Linked DNA regions of Homo sapiens: region 2 is linked to region 1. Evidence: chromatin loops called from intact Hi-C (ENCODE). Cell type or tissue: GM12878. All regions are shown on one strand. Region 1 overlaps PIEZO2 (piezo type mechanosensitive ion channel component 2). Region 2 overlaps PIEZO2 (piezo type mechanosensitive ion channel component 2).

The links. Peaks named below come from ENCODE experiments on the same cell type or tissue, not always from the same donor. Only the 100,000 strongest peaks of a DNase experiment are listed, where the experiment ranks them.
Region 2: it touches region 1 in a loop (2.7-fold over the local background); 4 of 110 quality-filtered maps call a loop at or near these places.

Annotation. Positions count from the first base shown.
Region 1 is chr18:11,140,353-11,148,352 of GRCh38, forward strand. All of the region lies in intron 1 of PIEZO2 (piezo type mechanosensitive ion channel component 2), which reads right to left. LOC124904249 (a long non-coding RNA gene) reads right to left here. Exons shown (of 2, transcript XR_007066288.1): 1 at 1-8,000. Among named protein-coding and RNA genes, the nearest start is that of PIEZO2, 5.2 kb to the right of the region's middle. RefSeq lists enhancers at 7,710-7,759, 7,788-8,000. In GM12878, no CTCF peak of the experiment used is centred here; a DNase peak (open chromatin) is centred at 3,598; H3K4me3 peaks cover 5,439 bases; H3K27ac peaks cover 2,750 bases.
Region 2 is chr18:11,073,773-11,081,772 of GRCh38, forward strand. All of the region lies in intron 1 of PIEZO2 (piezo type mechanosensitive ion channel component 2), which reads right to left. Among named protein-coding and RNA genes, the nearest start is that of PIEZO2, 72 kb to the right of the region's middle. RefSeq lists a silencer at 4,021-4,190 and an enhancer at 5,111-5,190. In GM12878, no CTCF peak of the experiment used is centred here; DNase peaks (open chromatin) are centred at 4,094, 4,919 and 7,459; H3K27ac peaks cover 2,332 bases.

The sequences.
Region 1 (8,000 bases):
TGGTGCCTGTTTCCGCCACCAACCAAACTGTCAGAGCCCTTTCTAAGCCCTGGAGGTACAACACTGACCAGATCCAATTTCATGTTCCTTGCATCATTATTCCACACCCTAATACCCATTCCCACACACTTTCCTCTAATTTATGTCTAAATTGAGAAAATCATGTTATTTTGGAGTATAGATCTCATGGGTCATACTTTGTGCCTCATCTTTAGATGCTTAGGGACTTGAGTCTAGCTAAGGTCTAGAAACAAAGATGGGTGTTAGTGTAGATCCTCAGAAAAATGTCAGTGGTGTCTGCAAGGCACACTAAGGTACCTTCAACCACAGGAGGCACAGATGATACTGTTATTGCATGCTAATATCCACTCTCTGTCATGGCCACAGACCGACTTTTCCCATTTTAGCTGAGCACATTATCCACCAAAATAAGAATGACATTTCCCAGCTTCCTTTACAGTACGGTAGGTGGAGAAGATTCCTACACTCAGGCTAACTGGATGTGAGCAGAAGTGATTCTTGCAGCTTCCTGGCTGTACCCGTAGAGGGTGGGGAAGGAGTGTTCCTTCTGCATCTCCTACCTCCAGCCTTCAGCTTGATGTGGACATGGTAACAGGCTGTCTTGACCCATGCAGATGAGTGCAACCCATGTGGGATGGAAGAGTATGGCTGCGGCCCTGGGAAACTTTAATAAGCAGAGTTAACATACCCGCTCCAATCACCTACATCTTGACTATCAGGGGAGACAGACTAAGTTTGTCTTATCTAAGCATCATTATGCTGAGAAACCTACATGGAAAACAGAACTCAAGAAGAACAGAATTGTCTTTGCTTAGAACTGGCTGACGGGGCCTTCTATCAACTGGAGAAAAGAGCCTATTTGCCGCCAGTCAGGACTACAAGCCTGTTGGGCTAATGACCAAGTGGTGTATTTAAGGAAGAATGGCAACAGTGGATTGACTGGTTTGACCAAGGTTAAGGCTGGAATGTAATTGCCCACTGAGAAAAGCCCCAACTATGCTTCTCGGAAGAAGATTCTGGGGGGCTTAGGGCAGGGGAAGGCACATCTAGCACCACACAGGGTAAAGATGGAATGAGTCCAAGAGGCCAGGTTGGAGGCTTGAGGTTCTGCATGCTGCGGGGCGCACAGAATGTAGAGCCACGCAACACGTATGTGGACCGAGATGAAAACTTAAGGGCAAAACTTAGAAGCGTGCCCTTGAACAAGGTGCTTGGTGTGGACAGCACTTGCACCCAAGGCAGCAGTGGCACCCACAGTCTCGTCACAAATGTGCAGGCTAAGGAGCAGACGAACGGCTTGTTCACTTGACCTAGAACTCTTCTGAGCACACCAGAGAAGGCCCCGGGGAGACAGGATGCTTGGTGTTGACCAAGTTGAATCTGAAGTGGGGTGGAGAGTTCAGAGTTGGCGACAATACTGAGGCGACAATAACCTGAGTTTGGGTTGCAGAATGAAATCACTCCTGAAGAGAGCAGTGAAGATCTCAGCAGAAGCTTCCCCCTCCAGGTGACTGGTGAAATGGCCACAGAAAGCCTAAGTAGTTTCTGCAGAACTAACCTCATAGATAGACCAAATCCATCCCTTTTTTATAAAATATATTTATAATTTGCAAGTTCATATACAAAAGGAGTTTAAATATGTCCATCCACAATATCCTAGTTTAATGCAGAATTGTGCCCAAACAGTACGGCACAAAAGGGGAATTTAAAAATAGCAAGTCATAATCAGAAAACATCACCATCCTATATGATAAAGCAAGGCAAATAAAACTTATATGTATATGCTGCAGGTGCAATGAAAACATTTTATAAGCTGGTAACTGTTACATATATTTTCTTTTAAAAACCCAACAACACATTGAAAAAATGCAAAGCTATACGTTGCTGTTAAATTTTAAAAATAATTTAGCTAAATTTTCTATGCCTATTAGATAATCACTAGACAGTTAAGAAATTATGAAATTATTAGACACTGTGTCTCTGACGGGCTTTTCACGATGTTGAGTATGTACTTCTCATCATTTTGATTTTGCCACGTCCTAGACAGGTCTGGAAGGTCAAGTGGAAGCTCTGAGGAATATGACAAACCTCGACTGACAGCCAAACATTTAAAAAATGTTTTCCAGGCCAGGCGCAGTGGCTCACGCCTGTAATCCCAGTACTCTGGGAGGCCAAGGCAGAGGATCACTTGAAGTCAGGAGTTCAAAACCAGCCTGGCCAACATGGTGAAACACCATCTCTACTAAAAATACAAAAAATTAGCGGACTGGGGTGGTGCACGCCTGTAATCCCAGCTACTCCGGAGGCTGAGGCAGAAGAATCGCTTGAACCCCAGAGGTGGAGGTTGCAGTGGGCCGAGATCGTGCCACTGCACTGCAGCCTAGGCATCAGAGTGAGATTATCGCAAAAAAAAAAAAAAAAAGGACCGGGCACGGTGGCTCACACCTGTAATCCCAGTACTTTGGGAGGCCAAGGTCGGGGGATCACGAGGTCAGGAGATCGAGACCATCCTGGCTAACATGGTGAAACCCCGTCGCTACTAAAAATACAAAAAAATTAGCCGGGTGTGGTGGCACGCACCTGTAGCCCCAGCTACTCGGGTGGCTGAGACAGGAGAATGGCATGAACCCAGGAGGCGGAGCTTGCAGTGAGCCAAGATCACGCCACTGCACTCCAGCCTGGGTGACAGAGCAAGACTCCGTCTCAAAAAAAAGAAAAAAGAAAAAGAAAAAGTTTTCCAATATTTTTGTTTTTAGCCTCAGTTCAATGGGATTTTTTTTTGACTGATTCCATGTCCTCAAGACAACGGTTTAAATCAAAAATCTTATAAGCTGTAATGTTGTAGATTATACACATGGTATCATATTGTTCTTCATCAATTGTTCTTCAATATCCAGATGGCTTATGCTATTCTAAGTTCTCCTGAATATTTATGCAAAAAAGCATATTATACACATCATTACTACATAACTTCACATACAATTCACTGTTAGTAGCACAAGAACCCAAAAGGAAAATGACATGTTAGAAATAAAATCACATTAAATAAAGACTACAAAAATGGTGCTGAAAAACAAAAGCAAACGTTAACAGTATTGATCTAGTGAGAACAATATGTAATTGTTCTAAATATTGTTTTTAAGTCCTATTAATCAGAAAAATGCAACTGCAGATTTGGAATATTGAGTAAAACTGGTGAGAAAAATCCTGAGAACTAAAAATCTCTAACACACACACACACACACACACACACACACACACACACACTCTCTCTCTCTCTCTCTCTCTCTCTCTCTCTCACTCTCTCTCTCTCACATAATTTGGCTCTAGGAAGGCACTAAGTTGCCTTCCCGTGAATCCCACATCCTCAGATCAGCCTTCTCCTGGCCCATGCTCTTACCTCCTAGTCTGTTAATTTTGACTGAGACATCGCCTGAGCATTCTGCTCTCTGCTCATCTTCATAAAGGTAAGGCAGCGCCTGCTGTGTGTCAGGCTTTATACAAGGTGTGCTGTGCACACTATCTCACAACCATGCATGTAATTCTTGAGTGTTAAAAGCGAAACAAAACCATAATAGAATATGTTATTTACCATTTTACAGAAAGAAAAGAGAAACAAACAAAAGGAACTCCACAATCATACAGTGAAGGGCAGAGCCATGAGGTCAATGAGAGTCTCTTAAACTGCCCAGTGGCAACACCATCCTTCCTCAAAGGTGAAGTCCAAAGCCATCTGCTTATCTCTGACTACGAACAAACACACATCACCCGTAAAGAAACACACACACTTACAAAGCAACAGGACGGACACATAGCTGCAGCACCCACAGCTCAGGAGACAACATGCTCATGCCCGTCTGTGTGGATGAAATATTTTATTTTAGAAATAAGCTCTAAATTTCCAATCCTTTCCACTGTTCCTTTTTTCATTTCTGAACTTGATAAATAGTATCTACTTATATAAGGCTGAGAAAGTGTGACAGAAAAGCAAGTTACTTTCTTAAATGCCTTCCATGAATCCTTTGGCAGCTGCAGCCACCTACCACTGAGAGCTACAGCCACCGCAATAGGGGAGGCCAATGCTGATCACATAGACATTAGCTCCATTTGTAATTCTTGGACTGTGTGGAAGTGTGATTTCAAAATGATATATATTACACAGGAAAATACATCATGCTATAAAGAGAAAATTATGATTAGATAGCCATATCTAATATATTTCAAAAATGAGCCCAAATTTTTACTCACATTTTAATCCAACTATCCTTAAAGGGAGTTTTAGAGATTCTTTCTGGATTGGAATATTGTTTTTCAGAGCACTAGTTGATTGGTTGATTCTTGTTTGTGGGACACAGTCCCCTTTTCTGCTCTGCTCTTTCCTAAGCTCTGATTGCCTGTTTTAGGGGACGGGCAGCCATGATCTCTAATCCCCTGTTCCCCCAAGCAAGGCTTCCCCTTTCTTCCCCCTGAAAATATGTAAGTCATTTCTTCCAGGCAAGACATTAGGGAACTCCAGGCAACACTGGGCAAGATGGAATAAAATAGTCAGGAACATCAGTTAAAAACAAATACACCAGTGCATTCTTGACCGAAAAAATCTCAAATCATATACCTAAAGACGGGTGGTATAGTAGAATCCTGTTGAAAGAAACTAAACGTAAAATATGTGTAAAATGTTCAATAATTATCAGTTATAATTATTAGAGATTGCATAATATGGAAAGTCTTTACCTTTTTGTGTATTATGTGTAAGAAAAAAAATCAGATGACTTAGCAACTAGTCACAGATAATTTGGGAGATATTTAAAGTTTTTGGTGGCTATGACTATATGCATATCCATCACAGGATGTTCATTTTGGATGGTAAATAACATATTCTATTATGGTTTTGTTTTGCTTTTAACACTCACGAATCACATAACATCTGCATTGAAGAGGCCTGAGTTCACTTATCACTTCTCTTAAAATTTATCTTATACGGAAAAAGAAAAAAAATCTGTAACCATTATATTAAACACAATAGCAGTTAATTTTTAACATCTATCATTAAGTAAAAACACTAGGAATCTCTGTGCAGGAAAATTTCAACATCAGTATTAAAGAAATGAGCTTAAAGGAAAATATGTAAGCTTCTACAAAGGCTTAGCTTTGAAGGCTGCCTTTTCCAGATATAAAAATAGATGGCTAAAATGTAAAATCGATTCTAATGGCAAGCAGACCTTTGCACTCACTATGCGCAGGAGAGAAACCTGAATATTTGACTTAGCAGCACCTTGGGAGTAGGCAGACCAGAACCCTCCAATAACCTTGGAAATCTCCACTTCTTGCAGAAAAGAATCAAATGCTCAAATAAGGTGGCATATCTGCTCAGCCCTCTTTCATCCCTGTAAGTAAGTATCATGATTAGAAGATGTCAATAATTTTCCAGAATGCAGGTTATCTTTTCTAAGCACCCAACACGTGAGGAGGTCACTAGGGTCAGGTCTCCCAGGGAGCTCAGGCTCTCTTCCAGCCAGGGGCCAGTCCACCTCCTCTGCTTTCTCCTGGATGAGGCTTTTCCTAGGGCAGGGGAAAGCAACAGGTTCCAGGCTGAGCAAGGGGGACCACTACCTTCTAACCCCCTACACACTCATACTCACACTCACACATACTCATAACACATGTGCACACTCACACTTATGCACTCAAACTCACATTCACACAAACTGTTACACAGTCATGCACACACTCGCACACCCAGGTTAGTCTCCCTGAACCCAGAGAGGTGTGGGAGTCCTGAAGAATGAGCTGGATAAAGAAGGCAGCCCCAGGATCTCCTGGGCAGACTCAGCTGTCCCCGAGGCAAGACGCAGTTTGCATGTTGGCCAAGGTTATTATCTTGTCGCCCCTGGAAGCCGAGCTCCTCCCAGAAAGTCCAGGATCAAAGTGGACTCAGGCAGCGGGAGCCCCCAGCCTGCCCTGGGGCACAAGCCAGCCAGCAGGAGGTGAACAGTGTGCGGGCACCACAGAAGAAGCTCGGTGGGGGTCCCAGTGGTGAGAGGCAGGGCTGAATCCAGACCCCAGTCCCCCCACCTCCACCCTGGCTGCGAGTCACCGCCCCGAGCCCCTGTGCCCAGCAACCCAAGCTGGGAGTGCTGTGAACCAGGCCAGCTCCCCTTGGGAGGGCAGAGTACTACAGCCCTACTGAAGGAGTTTTTAGCATAGGCCACCAACCTTTAGTAGGACTGACAGGCCCCAACCCCAGCATCCGCGGGGCTTGGAGGCAGGTGAGCTGAGTCCAGGGAGCCCAACCTGCAAGAGCCTATGCTCAGGGCAAGGTCGCAGGCAATCGCTGCTGGCACTTCATTCCGCCACTGGTGCCAAGTCACAGAGTGGACCGAGCTGGCTGCAGGGAACCACATGCCTAACTCTTCCAACAGTCACAGTGAGCTGCTGTCCCTTGGAGAGCGGGATGGGGGATGGGGAAGAGGGTGTCCATCCTCCAGGAACAGTGGCGAGGAGGACGGTGGATAGAGGGACTGGGAGGGAGCAGAGCGGCCTTTAACCTTAGTGCCACTCCCCAGGACCCCTCCCCGGTCTGCACTGAGGACCATAAATCACGCTTCATGCTAAAAGCCCTTTGTTAACTCGGTCACTAGCTTCCAATTCACAAATAGTAAATGTGCCAGGCACAGTGCCAAGCGCTTAGGATACAGAGATGATCCCTGAGCAGTGACACCCTCTGTGTGTAAGGCACCTGAAGAATCCCTTTCCCAAATCGCTTTTCAAGCTGGCGGGGAGAGAGGTGCATATCCGCTCTGTGGAAGCTTAGCTCTTCATCTATGCGAGTGAGACTAGACCCCTGCAAAATGGAAACTCAAACTGCAAAGTAGAGAACGAGGCCAGCATCCACCCGTGGGTCCCTCCTGCTGCCCCGGGACCCCGCCTGGCCACACCTTCCCTCCACTCGGAGCGCCTTTCTGGGTTTTCCGCTGAGGTTTGTTGAAAAGACGCCTCCCAGACTCTTCACTCACGAAGTGTGTTACAAAAACTCTCCCGGCAACTGTCCTGACCCTCACCAATCACGCTACAGCCCCCATTCGATTGCTTGCACAAAGAAAACATTTAACACAGGTGTGATCAACCTCGGTCAAGATGCAGAGTCATCAACCTCGGTCAAGATGCAAAAAGGTGGCCTTTTCTGCGAAGGCCACGCCCTCTGTAAATACAGTTACTACTTGGTGAAAAGCGCTCTACTTCCTAGCTCTTGTTGGTGAGAGGGAGAGCAAAGAACCAGGGCCCGGCATTCTTACGAGAGGAATTCAATGTCACAGGCACTGCCTGTTTGAGGAGAAGATCAGAAACGGTCCGACTCCCAGAACGCAGCACCCAGTTGCTTTGCACGCCAGGCCAGTCCTGGGGAAACGGTGCAACGCTTGTCTGGGCGTCGAGGAGGCTCCCTTGCGGTCCTCCCTGGGCCCTTGCCAGTCCCAAGGAGTTCCAACCCTGCTTTCTAACCCTTTAAAATCTGGAGAGGGCGGCCGCTGGGAGGCGGGACTAGGTGTTGGGGGTCTATAGCCTTAGCATCCAGTACTTTTGTAGTAGGGGCTTTTGTGGAGGTTTTAAAAAATAAGTAAGAAACGTCAAGGCACTGTCTCCCTGTACCTCGTCCCTCTTTTTCTTTTTTGAATGACCGGAGTCCTTCACTTCTTCCTTCACGGTTGCTGGGATTTGGGGTCTGGGAGAGATGGCCTCTGGGCCGTCTGGAGGCACAGCATGCTGTGCTTGCAGGGTCACTGGGGCGAGGGGCTCAGGTAGGAGCCTGACTGTACCTACGATGGGGACGCATCCGCCTTCCAGCCACAGCAATGGCCATCCTTAGTACACAAGTCAGTACTCCACGAAAGAAAATCCACGTGTAACTAAATTCAACATAAACAGTTTCCAGCACATGCCCGTCCCGAGCATCCTGTTAAGAGATACCCCGATCGCGCGCCCCA
Region 2 (8,000 bases), 67 kb before region 1:
GGGAAAAATATGCCTTTGAACTTGGCAATATGGCACATTCAAGCTAGAAACGACTTAGAAGACAAATAACAACTGCTTTTTTTTTTTTTTTTGAGACAGAGTCTGGCTCTGTCGCCCAGGCTGGAGTGCAGTGGCGCAATCTCGGCTCGCTGCAACCTCCACCTCTTGGGTTCAAGTGATTCTCCTGCCTCAGCCTCCTGAGTAGCTGGGACAACAGGCGCATGCCACCATGCCCGGCTAATTTTTTGTATTTTTAGTAGAGATGGGGTTTCACTGTATTAGCCAGGATGGTCTTGAACTTCTGACCTCAAGATCCGCCCGCCTCAGCCTCCCAAAGTGCTAGGATTACAGGCATGAGCCACGGTGCCCAGCCAATAACTGCTTCTTTATCAAGTGTGATACTGCCTTTGTTCAAGATCTGGAGACATTTAAAGCACATTCATTCCTTTTCATAACGAGCGACCATATTCTCGCTGCACAATGTCCCCTGATACCCCACCTTTCTTGGTGGATTCTCAGGGAGCTGTACCTTCATCCTCTGGCAGCAACAATGTTACCGTTGACAGAACAACAAAAATGCAGGTCAATGTGTTTAAAGGAAAAAGATTATTTGCTTTAGCTAAGGTGCTTTAGCATTGTAGTTTCCACTATTTGTACCTGGTTTTAACCATCCAAAATTATACAACAGCTGACAGTAATTCCCCAAACAAAAGACCTTTCCAGGCCTGAAGAACTCACAATCAAAAACTGAGATAACAAGTTATCAAGTGAAGTGCTTTATAAACATTAATACTGCCATGTGAATCGTAAACACTTGGACTTGCCTCATTCATGAGTTTTATTTTCTAAAGATGAAAGATGGTGTGCAATTTGGAAAAAACTCAAGAAGTAGGAAAAATGATCGATTTGACTTTGACAATTTACAATGTGTCAATATAGAAAGGGGGAAAATCTCTTGCAAATATGAAATGGTTAAGGTGGCCACATAACATTTGTAAAAATACTTGTGTTGCAATAGATATAGAATAATTTTCCTGTTACTGCACTATGATCACAGAGAGGTTTACGCACACTTTAATTTACCATTCTATAGTAGCTCAAGGCAGTAATTTTAGATTATGCTATTAAAGGTAAGTGCTCTCAGAGCTAAATTTTTGGCAAGATGTGCCCTCCCAGTTCCTTTATCCCTTTAGCAAGGCCAAACAAGGTCTCACTCTTAATGGCCTAGGCAACAGTGCCTTAAATGTTTAGAAGCTCCATTTCTACTAAGTGTGTTTTAATGCTCTTTATTGCCTCAAGGAGCTTTGTTTATTTTAACAGTTGCCACAGCAGTAGATAGGTAAACATTACTCCGAATAAGCAACTTTAAAACGAACTGACAAAACAGTTCTGTCGGTCCAGTAATTCTAGAAATCGTTTGTATCTTTAATAATTTTCTTTCTGTACGCTGAAGCAATTGATTGCTTTTAAAAGGACATTCTTTCAAAATTATGGTTATTTTATGAATAGAAAAAAAAGAGAAATAGCTACAAAGTGTTTACAATAGAGCAGGAAAAGAAAATTAAACAACCATAGATTTTTTCCTGAGGAAGCAAACCTGTCAAAGAAATGAGAGAAAGGAAAAAGGCTGTTATGTCACCTGATTCATTGTCTATCAGTGTAGAATTCTTTCCCCCATTATCTACTCTGTGTTTTACATCGGTTGAAACCGTAAATGTCTCAAACAGCGATGCTTTAGAGCAGCAGACAGTTGAGACAAGAACATTCTCTTCCTCTCCCCCTCTAGTCTCACCTCCGTGCCCACTGGCGGTCTTGTCCCAGGTGCTTCCTACAGAAAGTTACAAAAATTATTTCTTCAAGAAGGACAATGCCAGTCTCTCCCACCACCATTCAGAAAGGCAAGACATATGCTTACATACGTATTCTTATCACGTAGCACCTGTGTCAGATTCTTTATGCACACCAAAACGTGCTCACATATGTGTGACAGGAAAGGCGAATAGAGATATATTTCTTTTTTTTTTTTTTTTTTTTGAGACAGAGTCTCGCTCTGTCACCCAGGCTGGAGTGCAGTGGCGCGATCTCCGCTCACTGCAAGCTCTGCCTCCCAGGTTCATGCCATTCTCCTGCCTCAGCCTCCCGAGTTAGCTGGGACTACAGGTGCCCGCCACCATGCCCGGCTAATTTGTATTTTTAGTAGAGACGGGGTTTCACTGTGTTATCCAGGATGGCCTGGATCTCCTGACCTTGTGAGCCACCCACCTCGGCCTCCCAAAGTGCTGGGATTACAGGCGTGAGCCACCGTGCCCGGCCTACAGATATATTTCAAATAAGAAAATATGCTCTCCCATTTAGTCATGTTTTAACATTACATTTTTATTCTGAAATGTGTGAAGGCTGACAATGCTGCAGTGTGTCAGCACAACGCTGAACTGATCAGTCAAGTATTCCTCACACTTCAAGAAAGAGAAACACAGAAACATTGTATTCTACATTAATTTCATTAAATAAATTATTTAAAACAATGTGATTTTAGGGTAAAGCCTAAAGGAAAACAAGACTTTTACAAGATAATAGATTATAAGGACTTGTATTAGAAAATCATAACTACTACTCAATTTCCTAAAATTTTGAAACCAATCTAAGGAAAAAAATCCAGTAAAACCATCTTATTTATAAAGGAAAAAAGGCTTTGGTCTGAATTTTCTGCTTTTTCCAAACAACTGGAGATACTATTTGTAAACTATGAGTTGGAACAGATGATTACTAAGATCTTAGTTTGTTTTTTTTTGGCCATTAGTTTAAAAATTTGTTGCCTTTTAATTTAGTATACAAAGGTAGGATTCTGTTATCTATGTCAACATATACACTTATCAGATCAAATATTAGCAACAGTATTAAGCAGTATATATATAACTTCACATCATATATTAGTAACAGTACATATATAATTTCATATCAAATATTAGTAACAGTATTAAACAGTATGTCATATCAAATATTAATAACAGTATTAAAAGTTTCACTGAGTTTTCTAAATTCATCCTGATTGAATACAGTTTGCATAATTTTAAGGAAAGAATAGCAGTGCTTCTTCCTCCTTTGAAATATCTTTTAATATGCTCTTCATCATCTTACAAGTGCACCCATACAAAGTTGTACTTAAAACCCAAATCCTTGTGTTCAAGTTTGGCCATGTTTATCTTCCATAATTGTCTCTGATCTGACAGAATAGCACCACACATTGCCTCTCATAATTGCAAATGAGGAAATAAAGCTTTTATGCTCATACATAATTTCTTAAACTATCAGACAAATTATACTTGAAATTAGACCTATTTCATTATGAATATAAAGAGCCCTTCACTGAAATCCACAGTTCCTAAGCCTACCAAAATAAAACTTGCTCTCTTACCATTATGATGAATAAGAATAATTAGGGGGCCAACTGGGAGCTAAGAAAAGGTCAAATATTAAAACTGCTTATTAGCCTGCTCATCTTAGTGGCTTTGTCATCTATGGAAGTGAAGAGTTAGCATTTGTAGACTGGAGGACTTGGTAGCTTGCTTTGGTTTGTGTCATGGTATTTGCTGATTTAGAAATCACTAATCAGGCCAGGTGTGGTGGCTCATGCCTACAATCCCAGCACTTTGGGAGGCAGAGGCAGGAGGATTGCTTGAGACCAGGAATTTGAGACCAACCTGGGCAACATAGTGAGACCCCCATCTCCACACAAAAAAAGAAAAAACTAGCTGGGCATGGTGGTGCATGCCTATAGTCCCAGCTACTCTACATGGGAGACTGAGGTGGGAGGATTGCTTGAGCCCAGGAGTTCGAGGCTGCAGTGAGCTGTGATCGCACCACTGCACTCCAGCCTGTTTCAGAAGTTCTCTCTTTATAGATTCATAGAGATTTCAAGTTTGGGAAGTTGTTGCTCCATTTTCATTAATATCAGTACTTTTAAACTTTGAACCACTGACCTTGGTAGTTCTATATGTCAAAAACAGGTAGATACTAACACGTTCAGTTCAACATAAAATAAGGTGGGAATGGCTTACTAGACTGTGTTACAAAGTAGAGCATAAGTGTCATTTTTCATTTTCACAAACAAGAGAAATCAGTTTCAATCTTATTCAGTCCCCTGACATTCAAATGCCAAATGCTCATCCCTAAGCAACTGGAAACAGCAATGGAAAAAGGGGTGACAGCCAAGGCCACAATACACACACATACACGCAAAAACACATGTGCGTGCACACACACCCACACACACCCACACACACACACACACACACCACACACACAAAAACAAACATACACACACACAAACACATACACATATACACACCATACACACACATACACACACACTCACCACACACACACATACACACACCACACACACATACACACACACACTTGTATGGGCTTTATGTAAGCAGCAGTGGCTTTTTATAACAGGATTAATTTACTGCCTGCCATAGTTTCCTACTTTCAAGAACTTAGTAAAAATAGAATTTTTTGTAGACTTTTACTGTAGACTTTAGAATATTCTATATTATTCTTGGCAGCATCCGCCTTGGACTGAGGTGTGCATTAACACGAAAAGAAATCAATTCAACTAACTATAATGCAGTCCTATTTCTTCTATCTCCAGCACATGATGCGACCCAACATTACATCTTAACAACTAATACAGCCGTAAATTGATTAAAATTACTGTTTTATCTTGATGAATTTACTTTGACATTGTCTGCTTCTTCCTGGGAACATCCTCTTCCCTGACATATATGGAACTATCGCTTTTGCTTTCAAATATTTCTGTTGCTAGAGAAGTAGACACACCTTTTATGGCATGAATTCAGCCTTGGACTCTGTCTGGGGATTATGCTTATGATACCATACTAATGAGACACATGCGGCCTCTGACCACAGTGTGAAAACCTCGCTCCCAGAGCAACATCCAAATAGCAATGAATTGGATGAATGCCTCAAAATGAACCTCTTTTGCCAGATCTCTTCAGTCTCTACCTACTCAGAGTATTTGGCCTTACATTTCATCGAATCACAGAGTCTGTGTTACTGAGAATGGAGAGGGGTGAAAAAGAATCCTTGCAGGGACCAGTCTAAAGAGATGTTTCCCAGGCTGCCTCAGCCTTCTGCTCTATTACCCTTCTTTTCAGTCTACACCACAGCGTCATACCTTAGAAAGTTACGGTAGTTAAAAAATTGCTGGTGGCATCCTTTATTCAGGAAATTAGAGTAAGTATTCCAATAACATTTTTGAGCTCACTATAGGTGTTTCCATCAGCTCATGAACTTGAGATTGTTTGATTTTGTGATCACTAGATTTAAAAAATCTCAGGTCTCCTAAACCCAGGCATAGACGTTGTTTCACTTTCCCTGGCCCATCGTTCCACCATATATTTACGAAATGGTGCATAATATTTCACAACTCTCCCTGCTTTCTCCTAAAGTGAGGCTGCTTTGGTATCAGTGTCTACTTCCAAAAAGTAGGTATGACTCAAGAGCCCCTGTGAGTTAAGATGGATGGTTTAAGTCAAAATTCCATAGAGGCTAAGTTAACCTCCACAAATATCTTTGCTAGACCACTTGGCAAACTTTTACTGGGGGACAAGTAGGTTACAGAACCCACCACTCTTGGCCTATCACTTGAAAAAGTCAAGCAACAACGTACCCTTTTAAATGCACCTCCAATTCTAGCCAAACTCCCCTATTAGTGATTCCTCAAATATGTTTATCAACAGGTCCTAGGCCACTTTGGAACAGGAGCTGTTTCCTGTTCATTACCGATTACTCCAGTCTCTACTCCATTTCTGCACACAGTAAGCATTCAGTAAATATTTACTGAAGGAATAAATTAATTCCTGCCTGTTTCTTTGCCAACCTGGAATGCCCCCTGCCCAACAGTAAACCACAAATTCATAAGCATCCTTCAAATTAGCTCAAATGTTTGTCTCGTCTCTCATAATGCCCTCATAACCTTAAAGAAAAGTAACATTTTCTGAATGAAAAAGCATGTCTACCAATAAAGGAATAATTCAGTAAGGATTATCATGCAATGGGAATTCTGTGCAACAGTTACAAAGAATGACTGTTGCAGTGTGCCTGGGCATGGAACGATGTTCACAATGCAACAAGTAAAAAAACTAGGTTGTCAAATTGTTTATAGTAGGACTGACCTATTAGGTAGATACGGTCAATATCCACCATTTAGAGGAAGTTAAGGCTCAGAAGGATGCACACACTGTCCAGTGTCAAGGAAAAACTGGGAACTAATCCCAGTCAGGCTGTCTCCAGATCCCCACTCCTAACCACTCCACACTGCTACCTCTCTCATCTACACAGAAAACACCTATAAAAATAACAGACTATTAACAGTAGTTGCTTCTAAGAAGAACTGAAGGGAAAACTATGGCTTTTTATCTTTATCATGTTAAAGTTTTTCACGATGTCTATGTGTATATTTTGTATTTACAAAATAAAATTAAATCTAAGGAAAAAGTTGTCTCTTCCACCTCAGAATACCCATAGCATTTTGGTTTTAACACTCTTACAACATCATTACATATGGCCTTGTAGAATTTCACCATCTATACATGCTACTTCCTTGATTAGACTGTAACCCCCTTAAGAGTAGGGCTTTGCCACTGCTGTGTCCTCAGAGAACCTAGCATAGTGCCTTGCACATAATAAGCCTGTGATGATAGTGCAGAATGAATAAAGGAATAAAGGGGTTACCTTCCTTGGCCCTCAAAAACAGAGGCATCAGGCCAGGTGCGGGGCTCACGCCTATAATCCCAGCACTTTGGGAGACCGAGGCGGGCAGATCATGAGGTCAGGAGATCAAGACTATCCTGGCCAACACGGTGAAACCCCGTCTCTACTAAAAATACAAAAATTAGCCGGGTGTGGTGGCATGTGCCTGTAGTCCCAGCTACTTGAGAGGCTGAGGCAGGAGAATCGCTTGAACTCGGGAGGCGGAGGTCACGGTGAGCCAAGATGGTGCCACTGCACCCCAGCCTGGCGACAGAGCAAGGCTCTGTCAATAAATAAATAAACAAACACATAAATAAATAAATAAAGCAGAGATATCAGAGAAAAGTTATCACACCTGACCAATGGAGTCAACGTCCAATAGCTTCACCAAATTGGTTATTCTGCAACATACCATCTGGCTAACATAATGACATGGCTACAATAACAATATTAAAAAGGAATTTGATGAAAGTGCTGGAAAAATAATATTTGGGTAATAATTTCCACTTAGGCATCCAGAAAGAGGCAAGAAACAAGAAAGTTTCCTGAGTCATGAACCTCTTTCTGCCACAAGAACTTAAGCCCAGGGAGGTTCTACTGAAAGGCAAAGGTGTGTGAAGCTAAGCTCCAGGCCTTAACCATGTTTTTCTTACAAATACATTCAATGCAAATTCTGTTTAACCACAGCAGACACTTTGAGGCTTTGGTCAGCTTGCAGGGCTAAGAAAGATATTTATTAACCACATATACAAAGAAAGTGGAAAAATACACTTTCCAATGCCAATCATTAGGAAACATGGAAACTTATCGCATGAGTCCCAGTGGGCAGCCAGGAGAAGAGGAAATCAAAATTGTAATCCCAGTCGAGCAAGTCCATTGATATCCTAAGCCTCAAGGTAACTTCACAAAAATGGAACTAAACCATGTATAATTTTTTTAAACATTAATAAAAGCTAGTTCCATCAGAAGTGCTTAACTAACACATGGGATGCATTGCCATGATTTCACTGACCTCCTGAGCCATCCTGGGGCCACTTCTCAGCCAGAGGGACCGAGTTCCCAGTGCTAACCCAGCATGATCTGTGGGCCAGGCTTGGATGCCTAGCTTGGGGAGCTCTGTGCAGAGGGAAGCAAAGAAAAACTCTGAACTGAGACCAAAAGTTTCCCACTGGCCATTTGAAAGCAAACACACCCTACTCAACTCAACTTTTTTTTTTTTT